Regions from separate parts of the Homo sapiens genome. Here region 2 is linked to region 1. The links are chromatin contacts, found by Hi-C or POLR2A ChIA-PET in ENCODE. All regions are on one chromosome and are shown on one strand. The core of a region is the stretch at or near the end of the contact, and the rest is flanking DNA. Distances in the headings are between cores, read along the strand shown. Region 1 has its middle 100 kb from the start of TRC-GCA5-1. Region 2 has its middle 64 kb from the start of TRC-GCA5-1.

Region 1 (3,605 bases), core at 580-3,079:
ATGGTATAGCAGTTCAATAGAATAACCCTACCAATCCCAGAGACTCTAACTGGGTAGGTTTGGAAAGGTTTTTTTAAATACTTTTTTTTTTTTTTTTTTTAAATCCACAGATGATTCTGATTTGCCTACAGGATTGAGAACCACAGCTATGAGGGTGACTAATATTCTGGAAAATGGATTAATTTTAATTCTAGGATTATGTTTTATACAGAGATCTCTTAACCTAGAGGTTGCTAAACTCCAGCTCACAGAGCAAATTTAGCCTGCTTGCCTGATTTGTTGGCCTGTGAGCTAGGAAATATATTTTACATTTTGAAATTGTTTTTAAAAAAGCAAAAGAATAATGATACTTCATGATGTATTAAAATTACATGAAATTTAAATTTTATTGTCTGTACATAAGATTATATTAGAACACAGCACACTCATTTATTTATGTATTATTTAGGACTGCATTTTTGCTAGTGGAGGAACTGAGTAGGAGTGACAGGGACTGAGTGACCCACAAGGCTTAAAATATTTACTCTCTGCTCTTTTACTGGTCTTGTTCTAAACCAGTTCTTACTCTTGCCACTGACTTTACAGTGGTTGTTTGGGTAACTTCTGCAAATGGGTGTGTACACATGTGTAGGGTGAGAGGCATTCTTCCTTACTTTGTAGCTGAAAATAGGTCATCCTACTATGAGCTGTGAAGTCTGAATATGTTTCCCCTTGTTCCACTAAACTCAATACAGGTACACCCAAAGGAGTTTCAGAAAATAGTCACTAGGACCCATGGGAGAAGGGCAGCCTTCCACTTTTGCTGATTTGATTAAACCACCTAAGAAGGGATTGCACAGACCAAAAATAAGCTCCAAACCAAAGATGGTATTGCCCAGTCGGTAGGCCATTCAGCCTTCAGTTCCTCACGAAAGAGCTTTTAAAGCCACGTATGACTAGATCAGCAGGTTTCTTCCAGCTGGTCTCATCAGAGAATGAGCCTTTGCCATGGGATCTATATAAGAGACTTACTTTAAGCTACTCTTCACTTCTTAGGATTCTCCCAGTTTCTGACATTAAGCTTTTTGGGTCATTCATATTGCAAATTTGCTTTTTGCATTTGATGTTGAGCACTGTCTTTGACCATCAACCTTGCTCCCTCCTTCACAGTTCAAGCTCTTGCTAGCTTTTCTTTTTCAGGTTATGTTGTTTAAGCACCCTGCCTATTTACCCTCTACTCTCATCCTGCCTCAACATCACTACAATCACTGGATCAGCAGCCTCTATGATGCTTACCATCTGTCCTGAAAGCCAGGAATAAATAGAATATAAGATATGAGATGCTACAGGTGAAAGCACCTATTGATCACTGGGAATGGGGGTTGCATGATGGAAGAGAGCTGAAGTGGAGACTAGGATCAATGCTGTTAAAAGGCAGAAAACAATCAGAAGCAGAAATGCAGATATAAATGCATTTTGGAGCACACACTAAGAGGATGTCAGCAGGACCTGTAGGCATCATGGTGATGAGTGCTGCTGGCAAATGCCTGAGACACTGAGTCTGGGGTGATGGAAGATTGAGGGAAGGAAGGAGAGGAATGGAGGTGGGAAGGATGGCAGAAAAGAATGAAGTATTTTGGGAGATAGTACTTTATATGGGAAATAGTCACACGGGGAGTAGGAGGAGTTTGGAGCCTGATATGCCTCAGCAGCAGAGGCCTTTCCCACCTCTGCTTTGCTGTTTGTCAACTGGGGCAGGTCCACTGTAGGACAAAAGAAAATCCTTCTGGGAAGGTGGCCAGCACCACTCGTGGCATACTGCAGGCCCTCCCTGGGGTAGCTCTTTTCCTACTTCCAATTCCTATCTTAGAGCTGTTGCTGTGTCACCACCATGACTCAGAGCCTGTGGAATCTTAGGCTGGGTTCATCAGCTCAGAAAGGTCTGACTTCAGTCATTTATGGGGGCACCAGAAATGACATTGTTTGGTGTCAGTGACCTCTTCCATGCGGTGAGCAAAGAGAGAGGCATTTTTACTTAATTTGATTATTCTATGGGTAATTTAGGTGTCCCTGCATTCTATTATGGCTAGACAAAGCATTAGCCCAGAAGCACATGCAAACTAAATTATTATTAAGTGAAAGCTAAGTGAAACATAATGGCATATAATAGGGATCACAGAGTTATTGCTAAACAAATAGCCTCTGCTTCCACTTCTACCCCTCCATGCTGCCCAGATTCTGACACACAAAGTCCCCTCCTTATCTGTGGTATGGGGACGCCGCTGGTGCCTAAAGAGGAGCATCACTAATGCTTCCTGATAAGGCTTTGGGCATGGAGTACATCCCCAGACATGCACACTCATTTGGCAGGGCCTCTTGTCTGTGGAAACTATCTCCTGCACCTTCTCAAAAGGTGATCTTCTACTTCACGGGGTCAGCTTAAGATCACTTTTTGCCAGGGGCCAGCATGACCCTCCTTAGGGCTCCCAGGGCCCTCTGAGCTTTATTCCATCACATCATCTAACACAGTGTATTGTGATTATCCAATTCTGTGATCCTCTCTTTTTCAAGTTTCCTAGCTTCTTGAGGACAAGCGACATGTCTTATTTGTCACTTTATCCTCTACAGTGTTACTTCTTAAACTGTAATGAGCAATGGAGCCACCAGAGGATCTTGCTGAAATTCGGAGTCTGATTCAGCAGGTCTGGGGTGGGTAAGATGCTGCTTCCCTAATGAGCTCCCAGGTGATACCAAAGCTGCTGGTCCAGGGACCACTCTGGGTAGCGAGCAAAGCCTTAATGCCTAACAGTGCCCAGGCTAAAGTAGGTGTCAGAAGCACAAATGTTCTGAGCTCAACCAGAGTATCACACATCAAAGTACCTTGAGAACTGTAAAACATTTATGAGCATGTTAGCAGCAGATGTAGCTACTTTTTTTTTTTTTTAAATAGATCTGCTACCATTTTTCAGCTACCAGAGTAGCCAGTTGAAAAGTAAAAGTCACAGATCGGTTATCTGCATGGATTTTTAAAAAGTAATGAATGTATGGGAAACAAAAACTGTTTGGCTGATTTTTCTTTTTTTTTTTTTCCACGAGCTGATTGAATTGGCTTTATCTTTTTGTGTTGGGGACTGGTATTTGGATATACTGGTATCTGTTTGGAGACAGATACATGTTTCATCTCTGTTCAATTTTTAAAGTGCGGTCTCCTCTAAAATGGATTCAAAGTTAATTCACTTCAAGAAGTAAGGGAGACAGAGGTGAGCCTTTTACAGTGATTGGAACATGTTTACTTATCATTCAAATTCCCTACTTCTGCTCATCCATGTAGGTGAATTTGAAATCTGTAGCTGGGTCCTGAATTGCAGCTGAGGTTACTTAGTTACTGATAGACCATCTACACGGGATGAGGATCTGAACAGAAAAGATCACCAATTGCTCCTTCCCCAACCCCTCTATCCTCTAGTATCCAAGGACTGGACGTGACATACTCAAGCTCTGTGGGACTGACTTGAACCCCCACCCAAGCCTTCTAGCCCTGCTGATGTTTTTCTAATGGGAAGCTGCATTTTCTCTCTTTTGGAATGGATTAGCACTGAGGTTGGTGGACTTCAGCAAATTTTCCT
Region 2 (3,453 bases), core at 684-3,183, 40 kb before region 1:
AGTAAGGGGGTTGTGGAGGATGGACCCTGACCTCTAGGGAGAGCTGGGTCCTCCCCTCCAGAAGCTCCTCACCCAATTCATTACATGATTTCCTCCTGCTCCTTGAATATTTAAAATTCTGAATGTTTTCTTTCCTTAACAATTGCTTTAATTTTCCTATCTCATCTAACTCTGTTCACTTCAGTCTGAACTTTCTGAGTCCCGTTTGGGACTCAGTGGCTGGCCAGCTCCCCACGAACTTGGCCCAAAGCCCAGAACCCATTCTTCCTCCCACCCCTCCATTCCAGACAGAGATTCATCCTACTTGGCAGGCTGTGTCCCAGAGGACTCAGCATTTTGGAGAACTCTTTGCTCCCAGACACCTATTTCCAGAAGGCACGAGTGTCCCCCACCCCTCCTGGGATCAGTCCAGCCATGTGCTCTGCAGCAGGGCCCTGGGTCACCCCTCCCTATTGCCTGCCTGCCTGCAGATTTACTTGACTCTTTGGATGCAAACTCATATCTGCATCCAGCCATTGCTCCTGTGGTGGTGGTTTGACTGAAGGACAGGGAACCCTAATTTTTTTAAGTGTTGTTACATCCCTATCTATACCAGACCTCTCCAAACTCCTGGGTGATTTCTAAGGTGTTAGGCTGCTGCAACCCTGCTAGCAATCTCGGAGGGGATTCCTAGACACCCATGACCCATAGTGAGGTGGGAGGATATTGGTGCCTTTGGCAGACCACGCAGCCCCCAGCCACCATCCCCCAGTGCTGGATGACTTCCCCTCCAGGGCTGTGTTGACTTTTAGACACGAAAGCCACCTGATCATTTATTCTTCCAATGTCATGCTCCATTTGAAGTGGTCCAACTAAGCCTGATTGCTATCCCAGTGACATCTTTTACTCCATGGGGCACATGTCCCATCCCTGGAATAACCTACTTCATCTTTTCTGCTCTTTCCAAAAGGCCATAACCTCAGCATGCAGGGTTTCTCTCTGCAGTGTTCATCTGCAAGGGGCTGTTGGGTCCCTTAGGGGTCACCACTTCCAATGTTCAGGGCTCTAAACAAATTCCACAGTGTCCCGTGGTATGGGTTTAGGAGCTTTATTGGGAAGGAGAAATCTGAAATGAGCAAAGAAAGAGAACGGGGGTTCCCTGTCCCTGCTATTTAGTTCCTGGGGAGGTATAGGGATTGGTGGCTTCCTTCCCGGATAGACAGAGCTGGACTTTACAAGGCCCCAGGTGCTGGCCGGCTTGCAGGCCAGACAACCCCAGTAAACAGCTGGCACATCAGAGCCAAATGCCAAGCCCCAAACAACCTGTCCCCCATGGGCAAGGCTGCTTTCTTACGGATGCTCTATAAAATGACCCAGTCCCAGACACAACTCCTCCCCTGGAAGGTAGACATGGGCTGTCTGACCAGTGAATCCCCAGGCCTTGGCCCACAGGAGCCTGGGAGCCTGGCCCCTCTTCCCTTATTGGCTCAGGCCTTGTGAATATTCTCCTCTCCACAAAAGCTTATTCCTTAATCTGGACCAAGTAACACGGTGGAGTTCATGGAAAGCATGGCGGCTGGCAGGTGGAGTTGTAGCCACCTTGCCAGGCGATTGCCTATGTTTAAATATGTGAAAGAGGCAGATTGTAAAATTCCCTCTCTCTGCCGGCATTGTCTGTTTTGCTCTAACAAGATTCTCCCTTAAGAGCAATGTGTTCTTTGACAATAGCCTGGGGACAGGAGAGGCAAAGTCTTTAAACAAAAATTGTTATTACTCCCACTACTGCTCTCTACTCTTACCTAATTCAAAACATCCCAAGGAGGCTGCATGCCTAACACTCCTGCACCCCAACAGGAAAATAAGTAAGCAGGAAAGCCGGAAGCCCCAAGGATCTGATGCTGCAGTGACTCACTGAGGGGCTTTCCCCTGCTGGGTGCTCTGGAGGCTTTTAAACCTTCGACAATGCCTCGTAGTGAGACTGAGGATGGGCGTGCTTTTACTTTTCTTTTGTCAAGTGGACAAAGGGTTGGTGAGCAAGGGGGTCATTCTTTGGCAGATCAGCTTTAGTACAGATTACACAGAGGCTGAGTGCTTGGGCGATGATTCCTTTTAGCCCGTCCATGTCCAGGTATCCCTTAGAAAGTCTCCAACAACCCCTAGAGATGTGCCTTCCCTAGTTTGAGGACCACTGACTGGTCTAGGAATCTAGGATTCCGAGGTGTCAGGCTTAGGCTAGAGTGCCCTGGGGCCTGCCTGGAAGCTGATAGCCTCCTTGGAACAGTTGCTGGAGACGGTATCTTTATAGAGAGGCTTTTGTGGGTGATGGAGGTTTTCTTCTTCTGACAGATATGCACACAGCTGCAGGAGTTAGCCAATACTATTTTTTCTACCTTCCACTGTTACTGCTGCTATTACTGCTCTCCCCCTGTTTATCCTCTAGCTACATGGTCTCCTAGTAGGTCTTCCAACACACCAGGCACACTCGGTCCTCAGGGCCTTTGCACTGGCTGTTCCCTCTGCTGTAATGCTGATCCAGATATCTGCATGGCCAACTCCCTCATCTGTAATTCTGTTCTCCAGGAGGCCTGCCCTGACTCGTCTATTTCAAGTTGCAACTACATGTTCCTCTCCACCTCCTCTCTATCCCTCATGCCTTCCCTTATTTCCTCTATGAAACCTATCATCTCCTAAAACATTGATTTATGTATTTACGTTTAATGTTTTTGTCTTCCTCTACCACCTCTCACTCCCTGGAACAGAAATTCTTTGAGGGCAAGGATCAGTCTGCTTTGTTCACTGATGTACACTAAATGCCTAGAAGGGAGCTGGCACATGGTTGGTGTGCAGTAGACATTTGCTAATGAAGGAATAAATGAACAGACTCATTTGGTGAAAAAAACAAGTTCAACTTTCACAGCTTAGCTGATCCACATGACCTCTCCCTTAAAAAATATGCAACGCACCATAGCATCAAATTACACCTGAGCTCTGAGAAGTGGCCAGCCTTTCCTTTTTCTTCTCTCCTCCTCCTCTGGTCTTCCTCCTCTTCCTCCTCCTTCTTTTTCCTCTTCCGCTTCTTCTTCTTTTTTTTGTTTATCAGCCAGTATACATGACCCTGACTGACCCTTTTAGTCTCATCTCTGGTCCTTTTTGATGAAGCCCAGAGCCTGCAAACCAGAGGCCAGCGGGACAAAGTTGGCGTGCAGACATGTTTCTTCACAGTGGTTAAAATGAATAAAAATGCATCACCAATCTTTGAAAAAATTGTATATATTTAATATATGTATATATACATTTTTTGAGACGGTCTCATTCTGTCACCCAGACTGGAGTGCAGTGGCATGATCACAGCTCACTGCTCAAACTCCTGGGCTCAAGTAATCCTCCCACTTAATTCTCCCAACTATCTGGGACTACAGGCAAGTGCCAATATGGAATATTTCAAAGATATTTAAACTTCGAAACTATCAAAGC

What was found. A loop is a pair of places that touch in the nucleus more often than their neighbours do. ChIA-PET counts read pairs that join two places held with the same protein, here RNA polymerase II (POLR2A). Pooled maps may share reads with other maps.
Region 2: a map of endothelial cell of umbilical vein shows a loop between it and region 1 (4-fold over the local background). The contact joins two enhancer-like sites. A Hi-C loop is called at or near these places in 1 of 168 maps with a recorded cell type or tissue (endothelial cell of umbilical vein) and 3 of 50 pooled maps. POLR2A ChIA-PET finds 5 or more read pairs at or near these places in 2 of 52 experiments (BJ and T-cell).

The regions. Positions count from the first base shown.
Region 1 is chr15:79,638,620-79,642,224 of GRCh38, reverse strand. No RefSeq gene overlaps it. Among named protein-coding and RNA genes, the nearest start is that of TRC-GCA5-1, 100 kb to the left of the region's middle. RefSeq lists an enhancer at 2,066-2,644. Within about 2 kb of position 1,829, at least 2 of the 41 ENCODE cell types and tissues checked have a DNase peak (open chromatin) inside an H3K27ac peak, as active enhancers do; they include endothelial cell of umbilical vein, where a contact is called at or near this core.
Region 2 is chr15:79,679,356-79,682,808 of GRCh38, reverse strand. No RefSeq gene overlaps it. Among named protein-coding and RNA genes, the nearest start is that of TRC-GCA5-1, 64 kb to the left of the region's middle. Within about 2 kb of position 1,933, at least 2 of the 41 ENCODE cell types and tissues checked have a DNase peak (open chromatin) inside an H3K27ac peak, as active enhancers do; they include endothelial cell of umbilical vein, where a contact is called at or near this core.